3 separate regions of the Homo sapiens genome follow, and all the other regions are linked to region 1. Evidence: chromatin contacts called from ENCODE Hi-C or POLR2A ChIA-PET data. All regions are on one chromosome and are shown on one strand. The core of a region is the stretch at or near the end of the contact, and the rest is flanking DNA. Distances in the headings are between cores, read along the strand shown.

Region 1 (4,332 bases), core at 36-2,535:
AAACAAGGTGCTCATTGGACTCTACTCCATTTCCTTTCCTCTGCAAGCTGCTCTGTCCTTCTGCCTCCAGCCTCCTGACAGTCCCTGTCATTGCTGGTGAGAGGTGATGTGTATGGCTGATGTGATGGGGGAAGGAAGGGATAAGAGAGGAAAACTACTGTTTTGTCTTCTTCATAGCTGTAAATTATTTTCTTGAGAAACGCAATTGCAGAATTTGTTCATAAAAATACCATGCTTGGTTGGTTTAGAGAAATAAAAGATCAGGAGGGACTAGAGAAATATTTCAAATGAAACTTTCATCTTTGGATTTTGTGTGTGTGTGTGTGTGTGTTTTGGTGAGAAGTTTTATTGTTTTGGGTCTTAGAGGTCCCCCCACAACAAAGTTTATTCTAAAACAAGTTTTTACTGCTTTGACTTATCTTAGATTGAAGCTAGTCTGTTGATTCAAACACATGAATACGTTTTTTTTTCTTACAAAATATGTTGAGCATTATATATTTTTGTTGACAATTTACAAGACGGAAAAATTAGGGAAGCAACAAAACTTTTCACAAAATATAGTTTGTTGGATAACAGCAAATTTGGATATTTTTAGGAAGAGTTGGATAATTTCCCTCAATTCGTGGGATGGCTGTTGTCCACTTTTGCACATGTTCTGCCTCCTGTCTGAGGCATTCACAGCTGGCTTTGGATTTCTGTGTCTCCTAAAGCTTCTGTGAATCTGAAAAGTCATTTCTGAAACTGTGGTCTGCGGCTGGGAGCAGTGGCTCATGCCTGTAATCCTAGCACTTTGGGAGGCTGACACGGGCAGATTGCTTGAGCCCAGAAGTTGGAGACCAGCCTGGCCAGCATAGTGAGACTATGTCCCTATTTCATAAAAACAAAGAAAAGAAAAATAAAATTATGGTCCAATTAACAAAATAATTGTTAAAATTAGGAAAAATGTCCTTGATCAAATCTGTTTGGGGTGAGCTGCATATGTGCATCTCTCCCATCTCCCCCCAGCCAGTAGAATCTCAATGTTCATTAGCTAATGATTAAAAGCTCTTGGTCTTCTGCTGTTAAAATTAAATCTGCCATTACATCTCCCAGATTTACTAGATTAAGAACAAATTTTGGACTCTGTGGAACATAAGTTGGGGAAATGTTGGTATATTAGCTGTCTGTTGCTGTGTAAAAAATTACCGCAAAATAAGCTGCTTAAAATAGCACTGGTTTATTGTCTCAGTTTCTGTGTGGTAAGAGTCTGAGTATGGCCTAGCTGGGTGCCTCTGCCTCCAGGTGTCCCTTCAGTCTGCACAGTCAGCTAGGCCTTCTCTTGTTTCATCTGAATGCTCCACTGGGAAAGGATCTACTTCTGAGCTCACATGGCTGTTGGCAACATTCTGTTTTTTGAGTCTCTTGGACTGCGAGCCTCTCACAGACACTCAAAGGAAGAATATTCCACAACAAAGTGAATATGAATAGGCAAGGGAGTCATGGGAACCACCTTAGCGTTTGCCAACCATTGTTGGTATCAAAAGTACTGTCCAATTATGTCGTGGTGATTAAACTATGTGATATGGTTTTCCATAAGGAATAACAGTTGGCTGGGCATGATGGCTCATGTCTGTAATCCCAGCACTTTGGGCGACTAAGGCAGGCAGATCCCTTGAGCTCAAGAGTTCAAGACCAGCCTGGGAAACATGGTGAAACCCCAACTCTACAAAAAATTAGCCAGGATTGCCTGAGCCCAGGAGGTCGAGACTGCAGTGAGCCATGATCTTGCCACTGCATGCCAGCCCAGGTGACAGAGTGAAACCCTGTCTCAAAAAAAAAAAAAAAAAATTGTTAGCATGTAGTGCATGTCAGCAGCTACCTTAGGGTGTAAAGATTTATAAACGGTATTGATAATGATGATGATTAATGATAGTACAGGTGATGATAAGGAAGCCTTATTGGTTGTTGCTCATGTGAAACACTAGGGTAAGCACTTTGCCTGTAGTATCTTTTCAAATCTTCACATAGTCTCCTTTTCTATATAACAGTTCGAGAAGTTATGTAAACAGAGGGCTGTAGATTGTTTTCAAACAGCTCACTGAGAAAATAGACAATTTATATCACTAACTATATTGTATGACAAGTAACTTCTTTATATAGAATGGCAGACCAGAAAAGGACACTGCACTTTTTGCTTGGGAGATTTAGAGAGAAAGACCTAAAGAATTATTTTCAAGGTCCAAATAGGATTTCATGAAGTTTTAAGACAAGGACAGAGACAGGGCTCAGTATAAGTAAAGGTAGGTAAGGTTTATGTTATGGTAATATTTCATAATCCTCCACTAGTAACATTCCAGAAGACAGAGCTTTTGCTGTGTAGCCATGAGCAGAAATGTTGATGTTCATGTGGACAGCAAAGCTGGAGAGTAGATTGTCAACAAGGTGGTAGCAACAGTAACAGATGGCAATTATTTGATTATATTTTTTATTATTTATTTATTCCCAGCCTCTTTCCAAAATGGCTCTGAAGCAGCTGCTGATCTGACGCTCCACTCGCTTTATTCTTATTTAGCCTGCAGGCTGTGCTAGGCAGACTTGTTTCCATCCAGCACATGCTCTCACTCCAGTTGCAGTCTCCAAGCTCCAACCTTCATCATGTGCCCCTGGAAAGGCGGTCAGTGCCCAGGAGGCCTTGGGGCGTGAGAGCAGTGGCACAAGAGGGTTTCAGCATGTGTTTCTCTGGCCTCCTATCAGCTGGAACCTGCTGCCAGTCAGGCGGGACTTAGGCCAGGACCAGTCCCTGCCCAGATATGCCCCTGGGACTATGGCAGAGCCCTGAGCCAGGTGCCAGCAATGTACAGTTTGCCATGTACAGGGCCAGTTGGCAGATCAAAGGAGGCCAGCCTGAGTGAATAAGTCCTGGTCCCATTTACCAGTCCTCTGGGATAGAAGGAGAGTGATAGCCAAGGCTCACAGCAACAACTGGGGATGAAAATCTAGGAACCTGTGTCTTTTCTGGAAGTCCTTCCCTTGAGCAGAGATGGCAGCAAAAAGGCAGGCTCCTTTTGCAGTGAACTTTAGTTTTAAAAGCATGGTATCAAGGAATTGGAAGTCCAGTATTTCTTCTAACTTTGTCACCAGTTAGTTTTTTTATTTTGGACAAGTCACTTAAATGGACAGTTGTGTTTTCTGTAAATTAAAAAACTAAGAATGAATTCAGTGATCTATTTTAGCTTTAAGTTATGGTTTTAATGTTTTTAAATGTTCCTTAAAAACTATTATTTTAGGTAAGTTATTCCATTCCCTACCAGATACAGATGTAGATGTATAGATACATACACCAAATTTGTGGTTGTTTCTTTAAAAATACTTTTGCTAACTTCAAACTAAACTGCTTGGCTCATGAAAAATTGAAGAAATTCAACAAATATAGAATTATTCGGACTGCCAGCCTTATATGGAATGGAGATTTTATTGTCTTCATGTATTGTCTTGTTTATTTTGTAATGCTATCACAGGATAGTACAGACTAGGTAATTTATAAGGAATAGAAATTTATTTCCTCAATCCCCTGGAAGCTGACATGTCCAAGAGCAAGAGGCCAGCCTCTGGTGAAGGCCTTCTTGCTGTGTCATCCAAGGGCAGCAGGTAGAAGGACAAGAGTGGGCAAGAAAGAGAGACAAAAGAGGCCCAAACTCACTTTTTTATATGGAACCCACTCCCAAGATAATGAACCAACTCCTGCCATAATGCCATTAATCCATTCATGAGGGCAGAGCTCTCATAACCTGATCAGATTTTAAATGTCTCTCTTCTTAATACTACTAAAATGGCAAGTAAATTTCAACATGAATTTGAGAATTGATAAACATTCAGACCATAGCAGTCATCATTCCAGTGACTGAAACTAGGTAATTAGGGAAAGGAATGGCAAATTTTAATGCTATCAGAAAGGGTTATTTTTAAAAGTAAATTCAAGGCAAATTTTTAAATATATCTTTACATTATACAAAAGGGGAATGCACAGTTATTTTCAAGATGTATTCATTGTTAAGACATTGGGAATAAGATATTAACAAAGAGAACTCTTGAAACATTTGCTTATTATCTTATGATTACAGTAGCTATAAATTCCTTAATTGCATGTATACCTATCTTTACATAATGGGCAATTATACCAATGATAACATGCATTCTGTTTTTTTTCACTAATATATCTATTAGTAAGATTTTCCATGTATTTGCTTTTACAATTATAAGTAATATATGTGCCTTGTTTTAAAATAGACGTCACAGATAGTCATAAAGAAGAACATAGGCTGGCCGTGGTGCCTCTCACCTGTAATCCCAGTG
Region 2 (4,011 bases), core at 925-3,424, 120 kb before region 1:
GGAGCCTGAGGCAGGCAGATCGCTGAGGTCAGGAGTTCGAGACCAGCCTGGCCAACATGGTGAAACCCCATCTTTACTAAAAATACAAAAATTAGCCAGGCGTGGTGGCTCACACCTGTAATCGCAGCTACTAGGGAGGCAGGAGAATTGCTTGAACCGAGGAGGTGGAGGTTGCAGTGAGCCGAGATTGTGCCACTGCACTCCAGCCTGGGCGACAGAGCAAGATTCCATCTCAAAAGAAACAAACAAAACTTATTGAGTAACTTATGCAGCCAGGAAGCTGATTGTAAATGGCAACTGACAAGCTGAACTTTTATGATTCCATAGTGGAGAAGCAGCCAGAGAAGCTACATCTCAGAAGAAGGACTCTCTTGCCTTTTTAAAATTTGAGTCTTCCTCAGCTCTGCTTTGAGCATCCTTCAAGGTCATGTTAGTGCTGCCTCTTCCCTGAAATCTTTCTGGCTTTCATAGAAACAATCTTTTTCCTTCTTTTTACTTTTTGTTCATTTTTGTTGTTGTTGTTTTATTTGTGTACACTTACCTTTTAGCACTTACTACATTGTACTTTATGATACAGTCAATTGTGTTCAATTATAAACTATTGCCAACTTAGGGCTTTATGTTCTAAGGGTTGTGGTGTGAACCAAGCACTGACTAGTAATATCCAAACTCTTTTCCTATTGCCATCAAAATGGAACTAAACCAGAGTGCAGTTTGTGTTTCAATATAATTTAAGCAGTAATGAAAATGGCCATATCAACAAACATATGAAAAAAAGCTCATCATCACTGGTCATTATATAAATGTAAATCAAAACCACTATGAGATATCATCTCATGCCAGTTAGAATGGCAATCATTAAAAAGTCAGGGAACAACAGATGCTGGTGAGGCTGTGGAGAAATAGGAACACTTTTACACTATTGGTGGAGTGTAAATTAGTTCAACCATTGTGGAATGCAGTATGGCAATTCCTCAAGGACCTAGAACCGGAAATAACATTTGACCCAGCAGTCCCATTACTGGGTATATACCCAAAGGATTATAAATCATTTTACTATAAAGACACATACACACATATGTTTATTGTGGCATTATTCACAATAGCAAAGACTTGGAACCAATCCAAATGCCCATCAACGATAGACTGGATAAAGAAAATGTGGCACATGTATACCATGGAATACTATGCAGCCATAAAAAAGAATGAGTTCATGTCTTTTGCAGGGACATGGATGAAGCTGGAAGCCATCATTCTCAGCAAACTAACACAGAAACAGAAAACCAAACACTGCATGTTCTCACTCATAAGTGGGAGTTGAACAATGAGAACACATGGACACAGGGAGGGTAACTTCACACACTGGGGCCTTTCCGGGGATGGGGGGTAAGGGGAGGGGGAGAATCAGGACAAACACCTAATGCATGCGGGGCTTAAGACCTAGAAGATGGGTTGATAGGTGCAGCAAACCACCATGGCACGTGTATGCCTATGTAACAAACCTGCATGTTCTATACATGTATCCCAGAACTTAAAATTTTTTTAAAAAAAGGGCCATAGTGGTTTCTGAATGAAAAGAGTTAGAGATCACTGATGTGGTCATGGCAGACATGGGATTTGGGCTGAGCCTTCAAACGTAGATAAAATTCCTATAAACATAAATGAACAGAGAAAGACATAACTGCCAGGGCAGCTGGCTGGAGTAGGACTAGTACTTCCACTCCACATCAACCAACACCACCACCAGTTTGGCTGGCATAGAGAGAATTAAATATCTTGCTAGTAGGGTGTGTGGGTTGCTCCTGAAAGTTTTCTAATGAAAACTCGAGCTGCTCAGATGTTCACTGTTATTCTACTAAAAAGATAATCTGGGTATTGTTCTGTGCGGTGTCAGTTTCTAGGACTTATTTTCTTTATACTTGTTGTTTGTTACTATTCCTTTTGTTACTTTGGCATGAATTTAATTATTGACACTGGATCATTAATGTGGCCAGGGCATTTGGGATGATTGGTCAGGAGACCCAGGGATCTGTAAGAAAATGTCATCCTGGGAAAGAGGAGATATAACAAGATATTGAAGATTGTGTCCAGTTCAGGGATATTAGTAAATTCTGAGAAAGATTTGAGTATCTTCAGCGAGGGTGAGTTTGAGGTTGATAGGACTACGTACAGAAACAGGGAAGTCAGACGTGGCAACAGTTTTAGGGCCAAAGTGACTGAATTCATGTGGTATGTACTGAAACTGAGGTGATAACCATTTATCCCAGTAAATCACTGAATCTGAGGATATAAAAGCTGAAAAGAGCATTAGTGGTGATGTAATCTGTTCCCACCATTTTACAAGAGAACAAGTGAGTCCTAGAGCGAGTAGGTAGTTTGAACTACCAAGATCAGGAGTGAAAGTCGTATGAGTCATCACTGCAGAGAAGATGGTCAGAGATCTGGCAGTGAATCACTTAGTTAAAATACAGCTCTCACCACAGATTATATCTGATCTTGGTGTGAAGTGCCAAAAAACACGTCATTCAGATCTCTCTGTATTTTATATTTTCTCCTGACATTTTGGAATGTGGTGGAACTCTTCAAAAGACTATCAAATAATTCCTATTTTAATTTTATAAAAGGAAAATTAATAGCATATGTGGGGAAAATGTACCATATAGTACATTGTGGGAAAAGTGTAGAAGTAGAGAATTAAGGGAAATTTTAGTATGGGTCATTTATATATTTTGGACACATGCCATTTCAGTCAAGTCCTTGAGTATACCCGTAAGAATCGAATTGATAATCGTACTTTTAAAAACCCTAGCAACCTGAACAGGACCCAAGAAATAGAATTAAAGAAAATAATAAGCCAGAACTTGGCGGTGGTTCTGTTATCTGTGAGCTTGACACTCTTTCCTTTTTGTCCTAAAGTTTCAGACTGGAATGGGCAGGAATCAACAGCAGGGGTCAGTTTTAATGATGCTAACTTGGTGTAACAAAATTATTTAGGATTATAAAATTTTCTTGATAGAGACTGAGATTAGTTTTTCTGTAGGAATTTTTGTTTGTTTGTTTGTTTTAAGAATTGATCCAGTTTCTGTGATGAACAGCAGATTGGTGGAGCTGGCTTATTTAGAATGACCTGTGTAATATTTTTTAAAAGTTCTAAATGCATAGTAGTCTCTTAGTAAGTGGTTGTCTCTGTTGTTACTTTCTAAATGCCTTTGATTAAATTGTAAGATTGTAAGCCGTTAGGAAGCAGTTCAACATTTCTACTCTCAGGGACTTCCAAGGTTGATTTGGATCTGGAGTAGCTCTTCTCCTCTGCCTGTTTTATGTTAATACATTTGGATTATTCCGGATGGTTCATGGTGGGTAAGGGAACCAATCTCCCACCATCTACCCTTTCTAACCAGCAGACTGTAAGCCCACAGAATTGATTACCAGACAGATTCACACCTAAGCCCATCTGACTCTTAAAGCACAGCTCTTAACACTAGGAAGTGCTGCTTCCCGGAGGCAGGATTATAGAAGTTAAGACTTAACCCTGAAGTGATTTGCTAGTTGATTGGCCAGGAGCTGCAGACTGTTACCCCAACTCCTGCTCCAGATTTCCTTTCTTAGTCAAATGCACACAGTCCTCTCTAGCATAACTGTGAATGTGTTAGAAAACAATCAAAACTTGTCTGGCAATGATTCACACATAACCAATTAAGTCCTGGAAAAATGGATTAACCAGATATTAAACATTTTGCTGTTTCATGGGCAGTTAATATAGTGGAACTTATTTACATCACACGATGGAAAAATTAGTGCAAAAAATATTTTTAAGTTGTTGCCTTATCAGGAGAGCTAAATCAAACTGAAAATGGGAAAACATGAAAGTTCAACTGCCAACCACACAAATTTGTTTTCAAATGCATGCTTAAATGTTTTCAGAACTGAGGAATCACTGGCAGTTTAGTTACAACTTGAATAACTATACTTCTGGATACTTCTTATATTCCCAGAAGATTTCTGCCTCAC
Region 3 (3,990 bases), core at 1,456-3,955, 120 kb after region 1:
TAAGCAATTAAAAATATCAAGCAATAGGAACAAGGAGCGTAGTGCAGAGCCACCTCCCCTCTGCCAACTTCCCCTGAACCACTGACCCCACCACAGGCCCTCAGCATATTCTTATATTTCTTTCCTTTATGTAAATGTAAGAAATTAATATTAATTTTTAGTTTTCTCATATTAAACACAATTCCTCATCTTGTTTTTCTCATTAATGCATCTCATTGATCTTCTCATGTCACTGCAAGGAGGAGGCCAATGTGGTGTCCCTCTTGTCTCGTAGAGCACCATTGTTTTCTGGATTTAACCCATTCACTAATTAGGGACAGTTGGGTTGTTTCCAGTGCTTTGCTATTATAAATATTAATGCATTGAGTACCCTTGTGCCTATACATACACATACACATTGCATATATGTAAATATCTCTGAAGGATAAGTTAGGAGAAATAAGGATAAAGAGCCAACAAGTATAGACAATTATAATTTTGACCACTTTCATCAAACTGTTGTCCAAAGGGGTAGTATCTGTTGTCTCTGTTGCCAGAATACAGGAGAATACTTCTTCCCACAGCTGCTTCTCCTCTCTATGCTATGTGACCAAACTTTTGGATTTTGCCAGTTAGATGACAAAAGGAATTTCAGTAAAGTTTTAATTTGCATGTGTCTTGTGATGAGGTTGAGCATCTTTTGATATGTTTCAGGATCATTTGTATTTCCTTTTCTCTGAATTCTTTTTATCTTTTGGCCAATTTACAGTTGAGTTGTGTTTTTTTAAACCTATTTCTAGAAGTTCTTTATATTTTATTTTATTATTTTATTTTTAGCGATGCTGCCCAGGTGGGACTGCAGTGGTGCGATTACAACTCACTGCAGCCTCGACCTTCCAGGTTCAAGTGATCCTCCCTGCTCAGCCTCTCAGGTAGCTGGGACTAACTATAGGTGATGCCACTATGTCTGGCTATTTTTTTTTTTAATATTTTGTAGAGATAGGGGTCTTGCTATGTTGCCAGGGATGGTCTCGAACTCTGGGCTCAAGCAGTCCTCCCACCTCCGCCTCCCAAAGTGCTGGGATTACAGGCGTGAGCCGCCATGCCTGGCTGAGTTCTTTATATTTAAGGGAAATTATCCCTTTGTCCATGAAAACTTTTGCTTCTTTGAGATTTGAAAAATGATCCTTTCTAATTTTTAAGCAATTTTGAAAATAATCCTTGTCTTATGCTCTCTTGTCTTCCTTGACTTGCCTAACTGAATAAGTTTTGCCTTGAAAAGAAAAGCCCATGGTGTTTTTAGAATAGTGGAGTTATGATTTAAAAACAAAAAATAGAGACAAAGTCTTGTTATTTTGGCCAGGCCAGTCTTGAACTCTTGATCTCAAGTGATTCTCCTACCTCAGCCTCCTAAAGTGCTGGGATTACAGGTATGAACCACTGTGCCTGACCACAATTTTTTTAAAGACCAATTTCTGTTATAGGTGTATGTACAAATTCATATATGTGTATCTGTGTAAGAAAAACCAGTTTGGGTTTTCAAATGTATTGCTTTATGGCTATGATCTAGGCCATGAATAAATCTCTTGGTTTTAACATATGCTAACCTAATTTCCCAGTAGTTATTTTTTAAATAACTTATTTTTTAGTTAATGTCTATGAAATAAGTTAAATACACTTATTATTTCAGCAATATTTCCTGAGCACCACTTATATGTCTAGGGACTGGAGATGTTGCATTGAACAAAAAGCAAATGATCCTTACAGGGAGAGACATATAGTAAGTGAAATATATCATATATTGGGTGGTGATAAGTACTGTGGAGGAAAATAGAGCAAGAAACTGGTTCAGGAAGTTCTGAGAAAGGGGAGGGGGTGATTTACAGTTTAAATAGGGTAATCAAGGAAGGCCTCCCTGAAAAGAAGACATTTGACTGAAGAATATGAGAGACAGAGCCAAGAAGATATTTGAGGGAAGAACTCTTCAGGCAGAGACAAGAGCAAGTACCAATGCCCTGAATGGGGAGGAGTGGAGGGCTGATAATGAAGTCATAGACGACGTGGGGCCTTGAGGGATACCCTGAGTCCTTTACCATTGATCTGAGTGAGATAGAAAGCTCTAGAAGATTTTGAACAAGGCAGCACAGGAGCTGGTTTATGTTTTAGTAAGACCACCCCAGCTATTATACTGAGAATTGGGGGCCAGAGAAGAAGCAGGGGGACCCCTTAGGAGGCTATAACAGGAATCCAGGGGAGAGGCGATGAAATGTACTGTGAATAAAATGACCTCCCTTTTTCAATTCCTATGATTATCCCAGAACTCAACATGGTTTTCCCTTGGAAAAAAAAAATATATAACAAAAATGGAGAAACATTTTTAAAATAATTATTGAAATAGTGAAAGAACAATTAGTTAAAAACTGAACTTTATTCTTTACTATATAACCTGTATATCTTCTTCTGTGCTTACACAAAACTTAAGCTCAGCATATTCCCATAGCAACCAGGCAACTACAACAGGTCACAATGGTATTATATATTATAAAGTATGTGCATGTTACATACAATAAGGAGTCTGTGTAAGTCTCATTTGTGTTGCTATAAAGGAATTCATGAGACTAAGTAATTTACAAAGAAAAGAGATTCAGTTGGCTCCAGGATCTGCAGGCTGTACAAGAAGCATGACACCAGCATCTGCTTCTGGTGGGGGCCTCAAGAAGCTTCCAATCAGGAGAAGGTGAAGGGGGAGCATGCATGTCACATGGTAAAAGAGGGAGCGAAAGAGAAGAGAGGACTTCCCTAAAGTTAGTGTCAGAGGTGAAAGTAGATCCCATGTCTCCGTGGGTCTTAGTTGAGTGTGCTTTTGCTTTTACTTTTGTTTTCCAGCCTCCATTATGAAATAGCATTCTACTGAATGTGCATCACAATTTCTCATTGTCCTTCTAAAGAACAGTTTACTGGCAATTAGACTATTTTAAAAAGCAGAAAAGTAGAGAAGATCTGATCTCTGGGAAAATATGTACAGTAATACACACAAATATTAAAATATTACACCAATACAAGGCTCTTTTTAACAACCAGATCTCTCACCTGAATTAATAGAGCAAGAACTCACTCATTATCCTGGAGAAGACACTGAGTTATTCATGAGGGATCTGCCCCTATGACCCAAACACTTCCCACCAGGCCTCACCTCCAACATTGGGGATCACATTTCAACATGAGATTTGGAAGGGACAGACATCCAAACTATATCAGAGTCTAACCTTGGAAGCTGCTATTTTTCCATCATTTACTTCTATTTAAATTTCTCTTAAAAGAAATGGAAAATGGGCTTGTTTCTTTTTTGAACCTGATTACCTTCCTGTTTCTTTTCCCTTACCCTCAGGGTTCTGTGGTTAATGGTCTTTTAAAAGTAGGTCTCCTTGTGTCTCCCTCACTCTCTCATTCCAGAGTGTTTCCTTTTGTCACTGTGTTCAGGATACTTGCTGTGGGAAAGTCTTGAGGTGAGAGATTGTGCTGTGGTGTTCTCAGTATTTCAGTAATTCCATAACTTGGTGTGAGATTCATCACAGGCAAACCCATGCTCTAACACAAAGTGAGAGTCCACTGTAAAAATAAATCATATTCCTTTTCATGGGTTCATAGTTATTCACTAACAGGAGGCTTTTGCATAAGGCTCTCTGCTATAAATTCCTCCTGGGATAATGAGAGGCTCCCCTATGTGAATCCCAGGATCACTTTCTTCTACCAGGTTTACCCCCTGCTACATCCCATCGACAGGTGCTGTGGTTCATATGTCTCTGCTAAAGTGACAGTGCAATTTTTTTGTTGCTGTTATAAGACAGACTTATCATTTTTAAAAGATGCATCTTGCATGCATGTTTGAGGGGTTGTTTAAGCTTCATAGAATTGTGGTAACCCCAGATCAGGGCGGAATACACGTAGACATTTGAGGTTCTCCAGACCAGTAGAATCAGAGTAATGGATGAAGAGTTCTGTCAAGGCTTT

What was found. A loop is a pair of places that touch in the nucleus more often than their neighbours do. ChIA-PET counts read pairs that join two places held with the same protein, here RNA polymerase II (POLR2A). Pooled maps may share reads with other maps.
Region 2: a map with no recorded cell type shows a loop between it and region 1 (5-fold over the local background). The contact joins two enhancer-like sites. A Hi-C loop is called at or near these places in 9 of 37 single-sample maps with no recorded cell type and 5 of 50 pooled maps. POLR2A ChIA-PET finds 5 or more read pairs at or near these places in 1 of 52 experiments (activated T-cell).
Region 3: a loop to region 1 is called in a pooled map, with 2.2 times the contacts of the local background. The contact joins two enhancer-like sites. A Hi-C loop is called at or near these places in 1 of 50 pooled maps. POLR2A ChIA-PET finds 5 or more read pairs at or near these places in 2 of 52 experiments (OCI-LY7 and activated B cell).

What each region holds. Positions count from the first base shown.
Region 1 is chr7:90,931,471-90,935,802 of GRCh38, forward strand. All of the region lies in intron 8 of CDK14 (cyclin dependent kinase 14), which reads left to right. Among named protein-coding and RNA genes, the nearest start is that of FZD1, 330 kb to the right of the region's middle. Within about 2 kb of position 1,286, at least 3 of the 41 ENCODE cell types and tissues checked have a DNase peak (open chromatin) inside an H3K27ac peak, as active enhancers do.
Region 2 is chr7:90,814,542-90,818,552 of GRCh38, forward strand. All of the region lies in intron 5 of CDK14 (cyclin dependent kinase 14), which reads left to right. Among named protein-coding and RNA genes, the nearest start is that of CDK14, 220 kb to the left of the region's middle. Within about 2 kb of position 2,175, at least 5 of the 41 ENCODE cell types and tissues checked have a DNase peak (open chromatin) inside an H3K27ac peak, as active enhancers do.
Region 3 is chr7:91,048,091-91,052,080 of GRCh38, forward strand. All of the region lies in intron 11 of CDK14 (cyclin dependent kinase 14), which reads left to right. Among named protein-coding and RNA genes, the nearest start is that of FZD1, 210 kb to the right of the region's middle. RefSeq lists an enhancer at 2,861-2,920. Within about 2 kb of position 2,706, at least 2 of the 41 ENCODE cell types and tissues checked have a DNase peak (open chromatin) inside an H3K27ac peak, as active enhancers do.